Regions from separate parts of the Homo sapiens genome. Here region 2 is linked to region 1. A link is a loop called in an ENCODE intact Hi-C map of the cell type or tissue named here. Cell type or tissue: PC-3. All regions are shown on one strand. Links, peaks and the distances in the headings refer to the core of each region. The heading gives the core; the rest is flanking DNA.

Region 1 (10,315 bases), core at 2,316-10,315:
ACTCCCAGCCCAGCAATCAATTTAAAGCATATGAACAGACAATTCAAGCAAAATAAATAAATAAATAAAAGGACAAATATACATGTACTGTATGTACCTATAATAACGTATATATAATAGATACAATAAACAAGTCAGGGAAACATTTTGCCATTAAAATAATCAAAATAAATGTAAATTAAAACACCTTTGAAGTATAATTTTTCAACTGCTAAGTTGGTAAAAATATGTTTCACATGGTGGCTTTGCATTGAAACTACCATGGTCACACGGTGTTGGGGAAGTGTGCATGGCACGACCTTTTCGGAAAACTATGGTGACCCAGATGAGGGACTGTGGACTTGCTCACACGCTCCCAGGTGGTCATCCTGCTGCTGAGCTGTAGTAAGGAAATTATTCAGTGGAAGGAAGTAAGAGCTACCCATGCAAAGTTGGCTGTAATCAGGAGTGACTTTGTAAATCCTGAATATTAATTTCCTGAGTGACTATTCCACAGCACTGACAGCAACCACTGTGAAGATCGTCTGGAAACACAGGAAGGTATGATGAAAGGTGTGGAAAAGTTCAAGTGCAGCACAATATATTATGCACGCTGCAATTATGGCCACAAACTATGTGGGTGAGCAAAATTTAACACCAAGAAAAACAATCTCTCAAGTGTCTGCATTAATTAGGAAGGTTATGGATTTCCTTTGTTTACGTCCACTGTCTATTTTGAAACAAGAAGGATCACAGTGGGTCTCCTCTGACACGTTCGTGGTCCCACTTTTTTCACCCATGGCTGTGTCCTGGACTGGGTGGTGGGGAACCCCATGGAGGAACTGCCCACAGGCCACCTCCCCTCATCTGGGTCTGGGATGCAAGGAGGGCTGGCTAGATATTCTGTGGGTAGGAAGAGAGGGGAGGGTGGGAGAGGAAGCCTTTGTTATCTAGGATGAGGAAGTGGCTGGTGGGGAGGAGCAGGTGTGGAAGGTAGACCAGCTTCCTGGGGAGGAACCACCAGGAATGCATGGCTGGAACACTGTAACAAAACTGTAAACAAACTGTAACAAAAACTGTAACAAAATTGTAACTATCAGCAAAAGCACAGGCTTGGTGAGAATCTGGAGGCCCCCATCCAGGAGAAGGTGGTGTGTGGCCACCGTGGAAGGAAGGCAGAGGTAACACCTGCACCCGCCCCTGTGCATTTGCCCTGGCCCCCTGCTAGGTGCCTGCATTCATCCTAACTCACCTTAGGCTCACAGTCACCTTGGAAATAGGTTTGTTTTTTTTTTTAATTCCCTTTCCGCATGAGGAAACTGAGGCCCAGAGATGCTAGAGGTTTGCAGAAAATAGATGGCACCCTCAAAAGGGATGATTAAAGAAGGTTTAGGGAAGGGGCTACTTAACAGGTGTGGCCATAAATGGACAGGTGTTTACATTATCTCATCCAATCCTCACACTAAGCTTTCAGAGTGGTTACTTCACCCCCATATTAAAGTTAAGAAACTGAAGTTCAAAGAGGTTAAGTGGTTGTCAAAGTTGGCCAACTGGCAAGTGGCTATCACAGAACAGAGCCAAGGACTGACCTGATACTTCTGATTTCAAGGTGCTTTGCTGTCTGCCCCATTTGGGAAAGGAAAAGCTTTCATAGTTGTTATACTAGGATGGTGAAGAGCCCCTAGGCTAGCAACAACAGGAAGCCATGACCATCCCTAGGGCCAAAGGGACAGGGGGAGTGAGCAGCTATCAGACCTGTGAGAGCCGTGGTGAGCAAGGCTGCCTAATACCTTTTACTCTTCCACTCTTGTTCCTTTGTTTCCAGCCAGTCCCTCCACTGGCCAAACTTAACCAGGACAGAGATCAAGGGATCCCATTTGGCCCTTTCCACAATGGTTAACTTCAATCTTCCTCCCAGGCAAACAGGCAAGGCAGAGGGTGCACCAACTGTGTGTGGTAGAAACACAATCACCAGGCTGGTAAGTGGTGAAGACTGAGCAAGACTAGATTTTCTCATTCCAAGTGTAGGCTGTTTGGATTACACAAAAGATGCATTGCTATTTACCAACTCTCCTCAGCTCCTAAGAAGCAAATGCACACAAGTGATCTGGTCCACAGCTCCTCTGATAACAGCAACCCCCAGTACATCATTTCTTTTGACAGGCAACTGGTCAGTCTCTGCTTGACTTTCTCTGCTAGAGAGCTCACTACGTTTTGGGGCAGCCTGATCCATTTGCAGACAGAAATACTTATAAAAAGCCTGACCCCTAAGGAGCTGAAATGTACCTCCCTATAACTTTCATCTGGGGAACAACTTCTGCCCCTGGAGAAACACAAAATAAGTTGGATTCTGTTTCTAAACTCTTTTACTCGGCATTATAAAATATGTATGATCTGAACGCCATTTCCTCCTCTGGCCATGCCGTCTGTGCTGATGGCCCTGGTGTGTGTGTGTCCCCACCATAAGGGAAGGCCTCCTTGAAGGGAACCCCAGTTGGAGGACCCTGAGAACATTCTGTTTCGAATTCAGCCCAGAAGAGTCATTCATTCAGTGAACTGTACGGAACTCTTTTGCCAGGCACCGGGGACAGACTGATTGCTCAGAACCCACAAGATCCCTGCCCTCATGGAACTGACAGTCTCCAGGGAAAGACAGGCGTGGGCAAGCAATTACAGTGTGGTGAGTTAAGATGACGCCTCAGGAAGAACAAGGTTCTATCCAAGGGTACAGTCTGCCTCCTAATGTCGGTGTGGGAGCCCAGATAAAAGGAAAAGGATAAAACCAAAAGCATGTGATCTCCCACCAGGCAGTCTCAGCCCACACTTGTTAGACCAGCAAAGTGGGAGCACTAGAAATAATTTTCCAAACAAATTGATATTTCAGAAATTGAAAAATGAATCAGTATAATCAATAGAAAAAAAAAGCATTACTTTCTCTACTCTCTTATTCTTACTTTATGGCTTTTGTTATGTTTTGCTTTGATTCACACCTTGGGGGCACCGTCACCTTCCACTTAATGTAGGACTGATGGCCAGCACTTTGTCAATATTTTCACATCTCTGCAGTATCCTCATTTTAGAGATAAAGCAACTGAGACATATGAGGAAAGTGTAGATGTAAGTGTCCAGGGTGTGAACTATGGGTCCAGAGTAACAGTTAGAATGTAAATGATGCATCCAGGGCGACATGGCTAGAATGTAATTGATGTGTAAAGGGTACATCCGGGTGACATGGCAAGAATATGGAACACATATGACTCAAACCCAAGTCTGTCTGGCTGTTGGCCTTGCGGTCTTTTTACTCTGGCCTAGGCTGCTGCCCCAGCCCAAGAGAAATACCCATGGCTATAACAAGGACAATTATTCCATGTCTCCCATTCTAGTACCTTGGGCATCTTGAGCCACAGGAAAGAGAAAAATCTGTTCCTTGGGACTTTTGTGGGGTTGAAGCAGTGAACTCCCCATGATGGCAGCAATCCATGAACCATTCTCTGGCCCAGGCCCAGAATCTCAGAGACAGGACAGGGACCACTGTGCGCAGTTGTGTAGCTGTGCCCCGGATGCCTGGCCAAGGGGCGAAGTGGGGCACAAACCTGGCCCTCTCCACTCACACACCTTGGTGCAGGTCTGTGTTTGGGGAAGGCCCATGTTTCTAATGTGGATAAAGGCTGTGATAAGGGTTCTTGGTATTAGGCCGGGGGTTTGCTTTCAGTTCTGTTCCTCTTTGGGCTCCTAGACCAGAAAAAGCTCCTTTCACTGGGAAGCAGAAAAATTAGGTCGCAGGTATGGCTGGCAAATCCCCAGGACCCTAACTGCTCTGGCTCTGTGGTCGGAACATCAGCATCTCCATCCCACAACCTTTGGGTTTCTGCTTCCATAGCTGAGCATGTGTGGAAGAGAAAGTGCTGACCTGCAGGCTGCCCCATCCTGAGAAGAGCCCTGGGGAGTTTTCTCAGACATTTCACGGCAATGGTATAAAAATAAACCTCGGTGTGCTTGCAAATTCCAGAGAAGGAGAAAGCAGGGCTGCTCAGGAGAAAACTGACTGACAGCACATGCGAGGGAAGTGGGTTCCTACCACAGCCAGTGCTGCCCTCCATTAGCTGGGCTACAACGGCTGAGGAGTAGAAAGTGAATGCATCAAGTGCGGCTTCCTGCCGGCGAGGTGCAGGAGTCCGGGCAGATGCTGTCAATTTTCCCTGATGCTCCCTGGACAGGGGTTTTTACTCAGCCTGAGTAAGTGAGCAAGAAGCCATGAAGCGGGCATTCTGAGGTAGCTGGAATCATGTCCCTGGGAGTAACTGGAAGCACACTGGGAGGCGTCTGGGGATGGAGGCTAATAATATCCACCCTGACTGAGCACCATCTGCATGCCTATTGTGAAGGACTCGAAATACTTGTTACAGGGTTTGGAATTGATTCGATCAGGGCAGGGAGCAGCACGGTCCAGTCAAGCATGTGTGTGCACGCGCGTGTGTGTGCGCGTGTGTGTGTGTTAGAGCTCACTTCCTGGGCCACGTGGACTGGCTCAGCAGGGGCCTGATGGAAGGCAGGGGAGATGGTCAGGAAGACCGATGATCACTTGTGAGACGGCAAAGGCCTCAACTGAGGCAAGGCCAAAGAGGCAGAGGAGGAGATGCGCTAGAGAGAATCGCAGGTAGAACCTGTGGGGCTCTGGTTCTGTGCCAGGTTGCCTGTTGAGGTGAATGAGAGGGAGGGATCCAGGATAGCTCCCAGATCTGGGGCTTGGTGACTGGCTGTTTCAGCCCCTTACTGCCTCTACGCTCTGCAGAGACCAGGAAAGCAGCCTTCCTTTGACTTCATTTGTACCCACCCCTATGCTCCACTGCCTGCCTAGGACCAACCAGGTGGCCACTGCTAAGCATGACGAAGGAGACGTGATGGTGAGTCAGCTCGAGAGAGACTCCGTCATGATTCTGGGCATTCTGGGGTTTTAAAAACACATGCACACACACACACATACACGAGCACGACCAACAGGTGTGGTTATGACAACGTTGGAACAATGCTGTGACAGGAAATAGGACTTGGCCTGAACAGACACAAAGAGATAACTTCAGATCACTCCCCTAAAAAGATGTCAGAAATGAAGAAAGCACAGCAGCTAGGTCGTGCCCATGTAAAAACGCTGAAATGACTCAAGCTAACAAACAGCCCCAAATGAGTCTTGGCCCCCCAGTGCCAAGGCACGTTTCAAAGTTGTGCTGTGTGACCAGCACGTTAAATCAGTCTGTGTTTTTCTGGACCTCATTCCATATTTGATGGAACAGGAAAAAAAGCAAGGATGATAAAGAGGTCTTCTTTGTAGTGGCTTTACACAAATGTTCAACATTAAACACTCAGTTTCTCCAGGAAGTTTCTTTTGGATGCTTTTGACTGAAAGCAACCGAGCTTGCAAATTGCCCACACTCCACCCTCGCCATCCCCTCCCCTCAGCACAGAGCATTTAAGGATCTTTCCATAACAAGTCTGCCTACTGCTGGCAAAGTTTCGCCTCACAAATTCAAAAAAGAGCTGGCCAGTTCACATCCCTGATTGTCACTGCCCTCTACCGTCCACAGTAGACTTTTCCAACCAACTTCACCAGTGTAGGACCTTTCAGTTCAGAGACACAGATTGAGGCTTCTGGTGTAACTGTGCCCTGAGGGGGCATCCTGATCCGTGTAACCTCACAAGCTGCAAAAGCAGTTGTCTGGAGGAACTACGTAGGCCACCCCCTGTACAAGATGGCTTTTCTGTTTTCTCAGTGCTGCCTGACTTTCAGAAAAATAAAGCAAAACCTCAGCCAGGGGGCTGGTTTTCACAGGGGGATCTTTACTTTTCTTGCAAACCCCACTGCAGTGCTACCTCCTGGGGATGCTTTCTCCGAGGCCCTGCGGGGAAGTATTTATTCTCTGCCCCCATTGCATTCTACCTGTCCCTCCCGTCTGCCCCTTCTTACGTTCTTGGAGCTCAAGAACGTTATGGGAGCTCAAGTCTTAGCCTGGAGTGGCTGGAGCAAGGGGCCATGACAGGAGGTATGAGCCTGGGACAAAGCTATGGCTTGAACAGATGCTAAGCAGATCCAGGCTGGCATTTAAAGCTATGTCTTGAACAGATGCTAAGCAGATCCAGGATGGTGTTTTCCTCCTCCTCTCCCTTTGGGGCTCTCACCGCCCTGCACCTGGCTCCTTCAGGTCAGTGAGCACATCCTGTTACCCTGTCTCAAGAGCTCCTGAAAGGCCCATGCTCAGCACCCTCCATAACCCATCTGTTGAACAAAGGAAGCACCATGGAATCCTGAGCCCTGCTTACCTTTACTCCCGTTTCTCAAGCTTCCCTATTTTCTTCAAGGCCGGGCCACACATGAGCCTGGCACAGAGGTGGTACCTCTCTGCTTCCTGAGTAAAGAAGAACCACCCTTTTCCCATGTTGGGAGAAGTGAGACAATAAAACATCCTTAATTTGGCCAAGCTAACTGAGTTTCACTAGATAAAATCAGAATAGAAAATAGTAAAATAGTATTATCTTTTTGCACACCTGGAACTATGACTTAGTACATTTGTTCCTGCTCTACTTACAACCAAGAACGTCTTGACTAGAAGGCAAAGGTAAAAAAAGAATCAGAATATCAAGTCAGCCAAGGGTGACATTAACAAAGAGGAGCTGGTTGGACAGAGTTTGGGTAGAATGACCAGTGAGAACAGGTTATTTCATATGAGTTATCCGAGGCTGCTGGGACAACAATTTCAATACCTTCAGGGCCAAAGCCAGGCTGTAAGGTGCTAACAACAGATGAATGGTGAAGAAGGAGGTTCCCACAGACACGTCTGGCAGGGCCAGGTGGGAGGGGAGCTTTGGTGGGTTGGCCAGACAGGGATTCTCCGAGATCAGGAAGTCAGGTGCCTATGTGAAAGCCCAAGAAGGAGCCAACAAGGAGGATGAGACAAGAAGGGAGGGTCACGGGAGTCCAGGGACGTGCAGGGAGATGAAGAAGGTGCAGAGTTTGGCCCTGGAAGGAGGAGGCTTTGCCTCTGCTAGATGCCAGAAATGGAGGAGAGGAGGGCATTGAGATAGATACACTCATGAACAGGAAGAGAATCACCAGGAGGGTCCTGGTGTCTCTGTTTGTTGGAAGGCAAGGTGATCTGCCCAGAGTTAGAGGAAGAAGGCAGGCAGGGCATTTAGAAGACCAAACATAATCTAGGGCTGCAGGCAAGAGCTGGCCCAAGAAACTGCCAAGTCGCTGCAAAGGGTGGCAGGGTTGCTGCTGCTGGTGCTGTTGACAATCTCAGTGATAGTTACTGCAGACCACTTTTACCGGGGCCGACTCTGCCTGCTATCACAGTAGAGTGCTTCATATGCAGTAGCTCCATGCAGAATCTGCAGAAAAATTCTATGCTTCTGGGCCAGTACGTTCTGTCATTCTCCCCATTTTACAGATGAAGCAACCGAGGCTTAGAAAGAGTAGGTGACTTGCCCAGTTGGGAGCTGGGGTTGGAATGCAGGTCATCATCTAATTAAAGAGCTTCTGCACAGAAAAAACAAACAAACACAACCACAACAAAACTATCAATAGAGTAAACAGACAATCTACAGAATAGGAGAGAATATTTGCCAACTATGCATTTGACAAAGACATGATATCCAGAATCCACAAGGAATTTAAACAAATCAATGAGAAAAAAACAAATCCCATTAAAAAGTGGGCAAAGGACATGAACAAGATACTTCTCAAAAGAAGACACAGAAACAGCCAACAAACAAATGAAAAAAATGCTCATCATCGCTAACCACCAGAGAAATGCAAATCAAAACCACAATGAGATACCATCTCACACCAGTTAGAATGGCTATTAGTAAAAAGTAAAAAAAAAAAAACAATAACAAAAACAAAAACAGATGCTGGCAAGGTTGCAGAGAAAAGAGAATGCTCACACACTGATGATGGGAATGTAAATTAGTTCAGCCACTGTGGAAAGCAGTTTGGAGATTTCTCAAGGAGCTAAAAACAGAATTACCAGTCAACCCAGCAATCCCATTACTGCATTACTGGGTATATACTCAAAGGAAAATAAATTGTTCTACCAAAAAGACACTTGGACTTGCAGGTTCATTGCAACACTATTCCTAATAGGAAAGACAAGGAACAAATCCAGGTGCCCATCAACGGTGGGCTGAATAAAGAAAACGTGGGCTGGGCATGGTGGCTCACACCTGTAATCCCAGCACTTTGGGAAGCCAAAGCAGGCAGATTGCCTGAGTCCAGGAGTTTGACACCAACCTGGGCAACATGGCAAAACCCCATCTCTGCTAAAAATACAAAAAAATCAGCCAGGCGTGGTGGTGTGTGCCTGTAGTCCCAGCTACTCGGGAGGCTGAGGTGGGAGAATCACCTGAGCTCAGGAAGTCGAGGCTGCAATGAGCCCATAGTGCCACTGCACCTCAGCCTAGGTGACGGAGTGAGATTCTGTCTCAATTTAAAAAAAAAAAAAGGAGAAGAAGAAGAAAATGTGGTACATAAATGACACAAAATATGCAGCCATTAAAAAGAACAAAACCACGTCCTTTGCAGCAACATGGATGCAGCTGGAATCCATTACCCTAAGTGAATGAATGCAGAATCAAAAAACCAAATACCGCGTGTTCTCACCTTTAAGTGGGAACTAAACATTGGGTACTCACAGACATAAAGATGGGAACAATAGACACTGGGAGGACTACTAGAGAGGGAGGGTGGGAGGGAGGGAAGGGGTGAAAAATCACCTATTGGGAGCTATGTTCACCCTTTGGGTGATGGATTCAGCTGAAGTCCAAGCCTCAGCATCATGCAATATATCCATGTAACAAACCTGCATATGTAACCCCTGAATCTAAAATTAAAAAAAAAAATCCAGGTCATTGGCCCTCTGAGGGTTCTCTCATGGGCTTGTCTGTCCAGCTCTGTGACTTCTGGCCCAGGAGCAGGGCAGAGGCTGAGGACTCAGAGGGTGGTGTTGCCTGGAAAGAAGGTTACTTTGTGGGGCCCAGATGGGAACTCCCAAATCCAAGGGGCTCAGAGACGGCAACAGAGGGCAGAGCCAGGCAAGTTCTGAGAGTGCCAGTAGGCTGTGGTGACCGCCTGGAGGCTTCAGAATCCCAGGGAGGCTACCGAGAAGGGATGTCAGCAGATGAGGAAGAAGAGGTGGTAGGGTTGGAAACAGGTCCCCCGACTGAGTGCTGAACTGGGGAAAATGATGGATGCTGGTGCCACTGACTACGATGGTGAGACATGGGGACAGTTCTCCGGATGCCAGCCTCATCTCATACCCTTGCATGCTACAGTCCTCCCGACACACTGGCCATGGCTTCCACATGCTTGCGTTTGCTTGGACATCCTTTTGTCCAAATGTCTTTGTGTTGGTTCCTTGGCCTTGTATTTCCTTGAGATTAAATGCAGAGGAGGCATGACCTGTTCAAGGTCATGCTCACTGTGCTGGAAGTTGAACCAAGTGTCTGGCCTGTAGCTTGACTTCATTTAATCTTTACAGCAACCTTATGAGGGAGGTGAAGAGAGGAAGTGACTTGTTCAAGGACGCACAGCCAGGAAGTGGTGTGAGGTCTGCTAACATGCATGGAACACAGGAGTGGTGATTCCAGCAGAGATCTTGGGATCCTCGGACCCTGGGCAGGGAGGAATGCTTCCACGGCTGGGCAGCAGGGAAATCATGTGTCCTTGAGGTGCCTACACCCAGGCCACCTGTCCCATTCCCTAGAGCTGCCAAGAGGCTCAGCCTCCCTTCCTCCACCCCCGGCTTCGGTAGGACCAAGAAACCAGGCACAAGCAGCTGCTGCAACAGGGAGCAACAAGGCGGGGCCCAGCAGAGCTCCAGTTGGCTGAGGTCCATGCTCAGGGGGAAGAAAAGAGGAGCAGAAACTGGAGCACCTTGCACCGAAGGGAAGGGAGTGTCATGATTATCACTCATTCTTTTGTTTCTCACAAATCAGGAGGGAAATGAGAAGGAGGAACATGGGAGGGAGACAGTGATGGGGACCTACAGTCTCCTCTATTCTTAATCCTACAGGGATTTCCAGCTGCAGGGAGAGCCGGCAGGGAGAAAGAACTCCAAATAAAATTGCCAGCTCTGGACCCAAGCAAGCGCATGTGGATTCCAGGAGAGGGAAATGGCAGTGTACGTACTTGACGTTGGTGTTGGTGCAGATGATGTACTCAATCTCATCAGAATAGGGATTCTGGAATGTGAAGCTGCTGGTGCGGATCAACATCCACTCCCGGTTCTTGGTGCGAAATCGATACATGACCGACAGGACTTGGCCTTTCAGCTTAACCACCTGA
Region 2 (11,104 bases), core at 1,682-9,681, 92 kb before region 1:
AATGTACTTTTATTTTGTAAAAATAAAATAAAATAAAACAGCATCTTGCTTTGTTGCCCAGGCTAAAGTGCAGTGGCGTGATCGTAGCTCACTGCAGCCTCAGACTTCTGGGCTCGAGCGATCTTCCTCCCTCAGCCTCTCAAGTAGCTGCGACTACAGGAGCTCGTCACTATGCCCTGCTGTGTGTGTGTGTGTGTGTGTGTGTGTGTGTGTGTGTGAGAGAGAGATGGGGTCTTGTTATGTTGCCCAGGCTAGTCTTGAACTCCTGGCCTCTTCATGATATCCTCCCACCATGGCCTCCCAAAGCACTGGGATTACAGGCATGAGCCACCTCTCCTGGCTTAAAGATGTATTTGTAAGGTTTTGTTTTGTTTTTGTTTTTGCCACAGGGTCTCACTCTGTCACCCAGACTGGAGTACAGTGGTGCAATCTTGGTTCACTGCAGCCTCAACTTCCCAGGCTCAAGTGATACTCCCATCTCAGCCCCCTGAGTAGGTGGGGCTACAGGTGCCCACCACCATGCCTGCCTCAGCCTCCCAAAGTGCTGGGATTACAGGCATGAGCCACCTTGCCTGACTTATAGAAGTATTTTAATTCCCATATTCCTCTCTTGAATTCCTATCAGACGAAGTAACCTTATCCTCCTAAGACTGTTTGTACTATACTATATTATATCTCACGTCCACATTATTACCAGTGAAATACACGTTATTATGTAGGCAGTGGAGGTTGCACATATCATTTACAAAATAAGGCTCTTCCTGTAGAAGTCACACCTGTCTTCCATAGCAACTGGTTTCACAAGTCTATCTAGGTGTTTGTCTCCTCCTCTAATTTCAATCTAAAGCCCTTCTGATCTGGACGCCCTATCTCCAGGACACGAATATTAATCTTGACCCTCTTGAGGGACATTCCTTCCCTAGTCATGTGTCAGTTTGCTGTTTCACAGAATGTTGATGTTTCGTGTTGTTGAAGTGTTCCAATATTTGGAGACCCCGATCGTCAGAAATTTCTTCTTTATGTCTAACAAATTGCTCCTGCTTTAATTTTGAAATGGGCACTCCAGGAAGGGAGAGTTCCACACATCTCCCTGATCCCCAGCTCCCACCCCCCACCCCCCATAATCTTACAGTGAAGAATAGAGATCCATGAAGCCCATTCCTTCTTTCATGGCACCCTGCCCTGGAGTCTGATTCTCCCATGTTTACAGAACAACACCAATCATGGGTGACTTGGACACTCCATTTTATGTTTTTATTTTTATTTTTCACAAATTTGTGTATCATACTCATGCAGGGTCCATGCTAATCTTCTCTGTATCATTCCAATTTTTGTATATGTGCTGCTGAAGTGAGCACTATTTTATTCTTTTTAAATCTAATGAGATAAGGTTTATTTTGTTTCCTCGTGTAATTTCAAAAGAATTACTAGTTTATCAAATTTTAAGCAACATATTGTTAGGAAAATAATGTGAAAAGTGTCTTTCTCTTTGCCACATCAAATAAGAAGAAGGGATAGATTTTTTAAAAATCAATAACTTCTGAAAACTTACAGAGGAAAGTCTGAACAAATTCACTTTAGATGACGAAGTCTTTGAAGAATGAGGGGACTGCTCTCAAGATGACAGTGTGAAGAACATGATATAAATGGATGAAATGGAATTCCAGAGAGGTTCCTTTTCTGTGATCCTTCACTATTCTTACCTTGCCAATCTGTAGCCCTGAATAAACACAAGCAGGCCAGGTGCAGTGGCTCACTCCTGTAATCCCTCCCAGCACTTAGGAATGAGGAAGTGGGAGGATCGCTTGAGCCCAGGAGTTCGAGACCAGTGTGAACAACATGTAAAACCCATGTCTCTATAAAACATATTAATGAAAAAAATTAGCTGGCCATGGTGGCGTACACCTGTGGTCCCAGCTACTTGGAAGGCTGAGATGGGAGGAGGATCACCTGAGCCTAGGAGGTTGACACTGAAGTGAGCCGTGATTATACCACTGCACTTCAGCCTGGGTGACAGAGCAACACCCTATCTCAAAATAAATAAAAACACAAACACCTGTCTCCTTTGTTCTTCATCATGGGCTGCTGTGCTTGGCTGTGGAAATTGGTATCTCATTGCACAACATCAGCCGTGCCTTCAATATTGCTCACGAGTCTTCTTACTCATGAGACTTCCTTGTTGATGTCCTGTTCCCAATCAGACCACACCTGTTATCATACACAATTCTGGAGCCACATATACAGAGAGATTGAGACAAGCTGAAGCATGTGCAGAAGCTTAGAAATTCAACCTGTGCCTTGTGAGCAGTTCTTGAAAGAATGTTTGATGTTTAGTTTGAAGAACAGGAGAGCTGATTTCTGAAGTCCAATAGTCATTCAGGAGGTTCCAAGAACTAGAACTTGGACTAATTGGCAAGAATTGCAGAGAGAAGGATTCAAGGGTCAGTACAAGGAGGGACCTTACAAAAGTTCTCCAAAAATAGAATGGGCTCCCTCAGGAGAGAGTTCCCTTCACTGGAGCTGATTATGTCAAAGTCTAATCTGTCACAGGTGGCTGAACTAGAATGCTGGGATCCCTTGTAACCAAGAGGGCCCATTATTCTGTGTTGTAGCTTTCAAATTTATTTTTTAAATGTTTTTTTGTTGCATTATGTACAAGAGATACATCATGATGATTAAAATTGGGCTTTTGCCAGGGAGGAGGATAAGAAGGCAAAAAAAAAAAAAAAAAAGGATAATTACTGCATGGCATTAGAAGTGCCATACTAAAAGGTCGTCTAAGAGCACAAAAGAGGAAGTGACTACTGAAGAAGTCAGAGGCTTTTCATGAAGGAGGTGAGTTTTAAGCCCAATCTTGTAGAATTGAGCCAATGTGTCCATAATCAAGAAGGAGCAAGTACAGTCATTTTGGAAAATAATGTGGAGGTTCCTCAAAAAACCAAAAATAGAATTACCATATGACTCAGCAACTCTGTTTCTGGGTATATATCCAAAGGAATTGGAATTGGAACATCTAAGACATCTGCACACCTCTGTTTATTTCAGCATTATTCACAACAGCCAAGATAGGAAGCAACCTAACTGTTTAGCAGTGGATGAATGAATAAAGAAAATGTGGTATATACACACGCAATGGAATACTATATACAACCTTTAAAAAACAAGGAATGTCTGTCATTTGAGACAACACAAATGGAATCAGAGGACATCATGTTAAGTGAAATGAGCCTGGCACAGAAAAACAAATAATGTATCATCTCACTTATATGTGGAATCTAAAAAAGTTCAATCACATGCAAATGGAGAGTAGAAAGAAGGGTGGGTACCAGAGGCTTCACAGAGAAGGAGGGATAGAGAAAGGGGAGTTGTTAGTCAAAGGGTACAAACTTTCATTTAGACTACAGATAAGAAATAACATAGTGATCTACTGAATTGCATGGTGACTATAGTTAATAACAACATATATTTCAGGACCAGGCACGGTAGCTCATACCTGTAATCCCAGCACTTTGAGAGGCCAATGTGGGTGGATTGCTTGAGCTCAGGAGTTCAAGACCAGCCTGGACAGCATGGTGAAACTCCACCTCTGCCAAATATACCACAAATTAGCCAGGCATGGTGGCACATGACTTTGGTCCCAGCTACTTGGGAGGCTGAGGTGAGAGGATCACTTGAGCCTGGGAGACCAAGGCTGCAGTGAGCTGAGATCGTACCACTGCACTCCAGTCTGGGTCTCAGAGTGAGACCTCATGTCAAAAAACAAAAAAAAAAAAGTCAAATAAAATAAAAAAAATATTAAAAAAGAAATAATAATGTATATTTCAAAACTGCTAAAAGTATAGATGTTTAATATTCTCACCACAAAAAAGTGATAAGTTGGTAAAGTGATTGATATGTTAATGAGCTAGATTAATCTCTACAATGCATACATTGGAGATCAAAGCATTACATTGTACTCCACAAAAATACACAATTACTTGTTAATTATAACTAATAAATTAGTAGAAGGAAGAGCCATAAGCAAAAGTACAGGAGAATTAGATGTGCATGTTGTGTGTAGCCTAATGAATATAAATGGCTTTAAATGACACTGCACCTTTGCTTTCCAACAAAAGTTAAACTTTCATTTCCCCTGATTCAATCAGCAGACTTTTACTGAGCACTTATACTGTATACGATATTGGGAGGTGAGAAGCTTTAAAGCTTTAAAAGTAATCTAAGACCCGATTTTTAACAACCTTATAAGAGCTTAAGCTCATGATGCCTTATGTTTGTTATGAGACCACAAGAAATTCTTGAAGACTTGAAGCCCAGGGATGAAAAGATTAAATAGGTGTTGTAGAAAGTTGTGATGTCTTGTATGAGGTGGTGCGGACTTCAGAGCCCTTGAGGTTAGGAGACTTCTGACCTGGTGTAGCGAAGCTGGAAATAGGGAGGAAGGGATGGAGTCAATAATTATTTCAGAAGTAGATATGACAAAACTGAAATATGGGAATGGTGAGGAAGCAGGATCAGTTGAACATGACTCAGAAATTTCTGGTTAGAGTACTGAGTGGAAGATGAAAACATTGCAGGAACACGAGATGATGAAGAGTCTGATTTTAAATGTGTCAATTTAGAGGTGCCCAGGGACATCCAGTTGGGACAATCTGATGATTCTCAGAAATATGGGCCTAGAGCCCAGGAGAGAGAAATGGAGGCTGATAATAACAAGGTGGAGTCACTGTAAATCAATCATCTCTGCCCTGGATGCCTTCCCTCCTTTCCTCTGGAAATAGAGCCTCCTTTATTCCAGGAACAGCTCCTCTATCCTACCTCACAGTCCCCACCATGAGGCTCTCTTTGGAACTGCCAAGTTCCTCCATCACCACATTCCCTGGCCACTGTTGCCTGATCCAGAGGCAGGTGTCTGACTCAAGAGAAGCTAAGTATGATTGCTTCATGGGGATGTTTTTAAAATTTAAACATCCAGCATGTACAAAAGTCTACAGAATAGCATAATGTTCAGTGTGTTGTCCTGGGTCTTAAAAAAACAAACAAACAGAATAGCATAACAGACTCCCATCTGTGTAATACCCAGCTTCAACAATGATTCATTGACCTATCTTGGTTCAGCCATACATCCATCTTTTTCCTCCGTCGTCATATTATTTTGAAGCAGTTACCAAAAATCTGGGATTTCACTCTCTGGTATTGGAAGGTGTAGGATGTAAATAGACAGGAGTGGTTTGCAGCCATGCTTCTCTCATGTTGAAAAAGCCAGTCTAAAGGAAGAAAAGATGAAACTGACATAAAGAAAAAAATAGGAAGAAAGAGTTCTGGAAGCTTTTGAGTCTGTGGTTCCCAATGTTCCAGAGTCCTCTCCACAGTTTGATTGTTCACATCTGTAGATTCTCTGAGCCCAAAATCTTCCTTCCAGCTTTAACTAGGTTGAGTAGGATATCAGTCCCTTACTACCAGGCATTCTGACTAATACATATCAGTATTCACCTAATGATTGAAGCCATCCTGGGAGGTCGTTCTCTCTTGTAAAAACAGCTTCCCTCCCCTCTGAATGTCCAAATCCTTTAACACAAAGGTCACCTCCTTCATGGCAATTTCCCTAATCCTAGTAGCAGGAAGTGGCCTCTCCTATTCCTGAATCACAGGGCACCTTATCTACACACCCTCATGGTGTGCCCTGTGTTCTCTTATTTTACAGCCATTTGGGTGCATGTGCTAGCTTTTTGCTACAAACTGTAAGCCTCTTGAAAACATACAAAAAGACTTGAAGTGGTTTTTTTTTTTATTTCTCATCTCACCTCTCAACATCATATACAGTATAAGTTCTTGGTAAAAGTCTGCTGATTGAATGAGGGGGAAAAAGTTGAACTTTTGTTGTTAAATAAAGGTGCATTTAAAGGTTGAGAGAAATGCATGGAAAGAGATTCAGGGCAATTTCCCTAGTCTTCTTACATCAATTCTGTGCAATAGAAAGGGAGTGTATAATAATCATTCAGAAATACAGTCATAATAAAACCAAGAAAGCAGCACCCTAATTATATAATATTAATTTAATGAAAACATAATGGCTACCAATATGAAACCATGGTTACTGCCTTTTTCAATAAACTCCATAATGAAAATGTACTGGACTATATTTTATTTCACCTAAAAGGAGTATGCTATGCTTTAGAGTTCTCAAGCTTTATCATGCACTGGAATCATCTGGAAGATCCTGTTAAAAGGTAGGTTCTGATTCAGTAGGTCTGGGGTGGGTTTGAGAAGATGGCTTTCTGACAAGGCGAGCTCCCCAGTGATGCTGATACTATGAGTCCATGGGCCACACTTTGAGGAACAAGAATGTATACCAGTGATTCCCAAAAGTGGCTGCCCAGTGACGCCATCACGGAGCTTCAGAAACTAATGACGCCTGTGTCCCACCCCAGATCTTGTGATTTAATTCATCTAGGGTGTGGCTAGACTTTGGAAATTTTAAAGATCTCCAAGTGATTTGAATATACAGACAAGTTTGGGAATTACTGCTCTGTTCATTACAGAATTAGACTCTGAATGGCCAGATCTGGGTTCCACCTCTGCTACTTTCAGACTGGCTGGGTTATCTTGGGAAAATCAGTTCATATCTCTGATCTTCAGTTTCTGATCTCCAACAGGGAGGTCATAAATCCATTGATCACATTTTCAAGAAACAAACTAGAGAAGGTGTAGGGGGATTTTTGTAGCCTCTAAAGTTCTGCGTGGATATGAAGAATTACTGGGAATGAGTCTGGATCAGAACTCTCCAATATGATAGCCGCTAGCCACATTCAACTATTAAGCTCTTGAAAGGTGGCTAGGATAAAATGTGGAAAATATTTAAGCCAGGCGTGGTGGCTCATGTCTGTAGTCCCAGCTACTCAGGAGGCTAAGATGGGAGGTTCTCTTGAGTCCAGGAATTCAAGGCTACAGTGAGCAATGACTGCCCCACAGCACGCCAGCCTGGGAGGCAGAGCAAGACTCCTGTCTCTAAAAAAATTTAAAAATAAAGGGGAAAAAAGAAAACATTTTAGATATCTTGGATTAAATATATTAAAATTGGCCAGGCACGGTGGCTCACACCTGTAATCGCAGCACTTTGGGAGGCCAAGGCGGGTAGATCGCCTGAGGTCAGGAGTTTGAGACCAGCCTGGCCAACATGGTAAAGCCCCATCTTTACTAAAAATACAAAAATTAGTAGGACACGGTGGCACGCACCTGTAGTCCCAGCTACAAGGGAGGCTGAGGCTGGGTAATCCCTTGAACTTGGGAGGTGGAGGTTGCAGTGAGCCAAGATTGCACCACTGCACTCCAGCCTGGGTGACAGAGTAAGACTCCTTCCCCAAAAAAAAAAAAAAAAATTAAAATTGACTTCACCTCTTTCCCTCTCCCTATTTATTTACTTAGTTTTTTTCAATCCTGCTCCTTCTGTAAGTTTTTGTTTGTTTGTTTGTTTGTTTAAGAGACAGGGCCTTGCTCTGTCACCCAGGCTGGAGTGCAGTGGTGTGATATTGGCTCACTGCAGCCTCAATTTCCTGGGCTTAAGCGATACCCTACCCTAGCCTTCTGAGTAGCTGGGACTACAGACACATGCCTGAACACCTGGCTGCCTGGCTTCCACCTGTTTGTTTGTTTGTTTGTTTGTTTGTTTGTTTTTGCAATGTGGCTATTAGCAAATGTAAACTTATATATGTGGCTCACCTTGTGTTTCTATTCAACAGTGCTGGCCTAGACTTTTTAAAGAAATGGCAGATGGCAAAAAAATTAACTTTACATTCCCAACTGCTAACACAGGAATTCTAAGTTCCTCCTAAATCCAATACAAATAAATGTTGAAAAGAATATCCTAGATGAATGAGCTATTTCAATGTGCTGTCAGTCATTAAACGGAAACATTCTTAGGATCAGGGTGGGATACACATAATATTACATACCTGGAGGTAGAGCTCAAAGGAAAGGTACACTCTATTTACAAAGGAGAAAAGAGATGGGCCATCACTGAAAACAGATGTTGTATGGAAAAAAAAAATACTAGTTTTGAGGCGGGGGGGAACAGCAAAAAAAGAGCAATCAGGAACTAATGTCTCCACCTCTCATTTTCTTGCCCATGTGCCTCCCGAGCCTTATCACAGTCCCACAAGAGAGACTGAATTCCAATGGCTGGGACTTCTTGGCCAGAGCCCAGAGCAGTAGAGAATTCTGATCTAGATTCGGGATGTGATACAACCAGCCTTGCCACTTGCAGCATGTGATTGCTTGTATTAGTGCATTTTCATGCTGCTGATAAAGACATACCCAAGACTAGGGCAATTTTACAAAAGAAAGAGGTTTAATGGACTCACAGTTCCACATGGCTGGGGAGGCCTCACAATCATGGCAGAAGGTGAAAGGCATGTCTCACATGGTGGCAGACAAGAGAAGAGAATGAGAGCCAAGTGAAAGGGGTTTCCCCTTATAAAACCATCAGATCTCATGAGACTTATTCACTACCATAAGAGCAGTATGAGGGAAACTGCCCCCATGATTCAATGATCTCCCACTGGGTCCCTCCTACAACACATGGGAATTATGGGAGCTACAATTCAAGATGAGATTTGGGTGGGGACCCAGCCAAACCATATCACTGCTGTAATTAATCCACTGTACCAGAGGATTTCATAGTAGGTAAGGACACTTTGTGAGGTAGGGGGGTCCAGCACAGCGCCCCAGGGTTCTGGAGCAAGGCCATGCCATTTGCAGCAGAGAATTCGTCACCATTTGAGAAGCAGATCCTGTGTGCTACAGGGTCCCATTTGAGACCATGCATCAGGGTTTGGACACTGGCACACCCTCCAAGTCATTAGGTAGGACGGGCACAACAGCAGTGCACAATGAAAATAGTTCATTTGCAATCTGGCCTGGATGGGTCTGGAGGGCACAAGTAAGTTCTATAAACAGGACATCTACTAGGCCAAGCGCGGTGGCTCACACTTGTAATCCTAGCACTTTAGGAGGCTGAGGCAGGAGGATTGCTTGAGGCCAGGAGTTCAGAGCCAGCCTGGGCAACATAGTGAGATTTCATCTCTACAAAAAATAAAAATAAAAAAATTAGCCAGGTGTGGTGGTGTGCACCTGCAGTCCCAGCTACTTGGGAAACTGAGGTGAGCGGATCACTTGAGCCCAGGAGTTCAAAGCTGCAGTGGGCTGTGATTGTGCCACTGTACTCCAGCCTGAGTGCCAGAGCAAGAACCTGTATAGATATATGTATATATATATATATATATATATATACACACACACATATTATATATATGTGTATATATATATACACACACATATTATATATATGTATATATATCCATATATTATATATATGTGTGTGTATATATATATCCATACAGCTCTTTAATTCATCATAATTTATTTAAGCAATCTATCCATTTGGGGACATTTGTCTTGTTTGAATTGCTGGTTATTTAAATTATTCCATGCTTAATTTCTATTCTATGCTTATAGGTTTAAAAAATGGTAACTAGTTGTTTTATTCTGCCTTTATTTAAACTTTTTTCTTATGATTTTTGCCATTTGTATTTTTTAATTAAATATCCTGTTTATTCCTTCTGTTCATATTTCTACTGGAAAAGATCAAAATTCATCTGCATAATCTTAAAAATCAAAAATTACTATAATGGCTTTAACTACGTTATTTACTTCTGTTGCACCAAGGCAATTGCTCACACCATGACCTCCTGGGGAAGGTTCCCCACAACCTCTGATAGAGGAGGGAAAAATCCAAAACTGGATCATGAATCAGTCAGCTCAATATGTTGGTTCAAGCCAAAGATGGACTGCCGCCACTATTGTCCCACTCAGGAGTGGCCCTGAAAACAGTCATAAGGGAATAGATAGCCTCTCAGTGGACAGAGCTTCTGAAGGTGCACCTGGTCATCAACTTGATATGGAGGGAAAAGAAAAGAAAATATACTAAGGAAATGGAACAGGCTTGCCACGTGGTGTTGGTTACCTGTTTCGTTTGTGGTTATGAAGTCTAAGCTGAACCAGTCACCCAGGTTCTGCACCTTTTCTCTGGTGACAGTCAGATAATTGGAAGCAAGTACAAAGAAATCTAAAAGTTGCATTCAACCAGGGTTGGAGTTCTGCCAGGCAAATATGATAAGGGGAAAAAGGCACAGGGGAGATGAAGGCATTTTAAGGAACTGATTGTAATGATGAGAAATGAAGACACGAGGGAAGTAATGGGATATTGAAAATTTAATGTGGAAAAGAAGGAGGGGAAATCAATGGATTTAGTCTAATAATTGTTGAAGTGGGGTATTAGAGAAAGTAAGCTCGGAAGAGAGAAAGATGTTTGAAAGGAAGTTTTCAGAAAAGGTGAATTTACCAGGGGTACTTGGTCTAGAGTATGGCAATGGGAAGAGGGGATTGTGCTAGGGTAGAGGGAAGGAGGTTAAGGAATTGAAGGGCTAAGGGAGTGAAGAGTTAGAGACTGAAATCATCAAGAATTAAAGCCCACATGAGGTTAGAGAGGAAGACAGCAAGCCAGTAGGCCAATTCAATTCCTTCATGAATACAGGAGAGACCAGGAAATCAGCTGGTGACTGCAGCGGGTAGGTGCCAGGTCAGATAGCTGGAAGGAATGAGTTGGAAGCAGCTGAGTGTTGTGAGGGAAGGAGGAAAGCTGGAGTGGCTTGGAGGGGACAATGGAGATCAAAGAAGGTAACTTGATCTCTTCTTCTGGCCCTCATCAGCCAAAACAATCTAAATTCAACAGTGGGGTTTGATTTAAACAGCAAAGAGTTTATTGCTGGACATAGGTAGTAACCTTCTGAGCTATGTATTATCCCCATCTTACAGATGTTAAAACAGTGACATCTCTTTACTCCTGTCCACAAAGTGGAAACAAAGCCAAATAAGCAAAGCAGGTATAATTAGTGTAAAATAAATTGATAATTTTAAGTAAGAAAAAACTTTTCATGCACAAAAAATACAAGACTTTTGGTGTTGATGGGAGAAGAGTTCTTGTTATAAAAACATTATATCTTCATTATAATATGTAAGTACAGATAAGCAAAAGAACAAAAAGAAAACT

What was found. Hi-C counts contacts between places; a loop is a spot of excess contacts. Peaks named below come from ENCODE experiments on the same cell type or tissue, not always from the same donor. Only the 100,000 strongest peaks of a DNase experiment are listed, where the experiment ranks them.
Region 2: it touches region 1 in a loop (8-fold over the local background); 6 of 110 quality-filtered maps call a loop at or near these places.

Annotation. Positions count from the first base shown.
Region 1 is chr15:80,563,084-80,573,398 of GRCh38, reverse strand. It overlaps ARNT2 (aryl hydrocarbon receptor nuclear translocator 2), which reads right to left. Exons shown (of 19, transcript NM_014862.4): 12 at 10,160-10,311. Among named protein-coding and RNA genes, the nearest start is that of ARNT2-AS3, 5.3 kb to the right of the region's middle. In PC-3, for the core only: a CTCF peak has its summit at 5,535 (motif pointing left); a DNase peak (open chromatin) is centred at 5,518; H3K27ac peaks cover 451 bases.
Region 2 is chr15:80,654,026-80,665,129 of GRCh38, reverse strand. It overlaps the pseudogene RNU6-380P. Among named protein-coding and RNA genes, the nearest start is that of ABHD17C, 36 kb to the left of the region's middle. RefSeq lists an enhancer at 10,488-10,989. In PC-3, for the core only: a CTCF peak has its summit at 4,841; a DNase peak (open chromatin) is centred at 4,869; H3K27ac peaks cover 1,295 bases.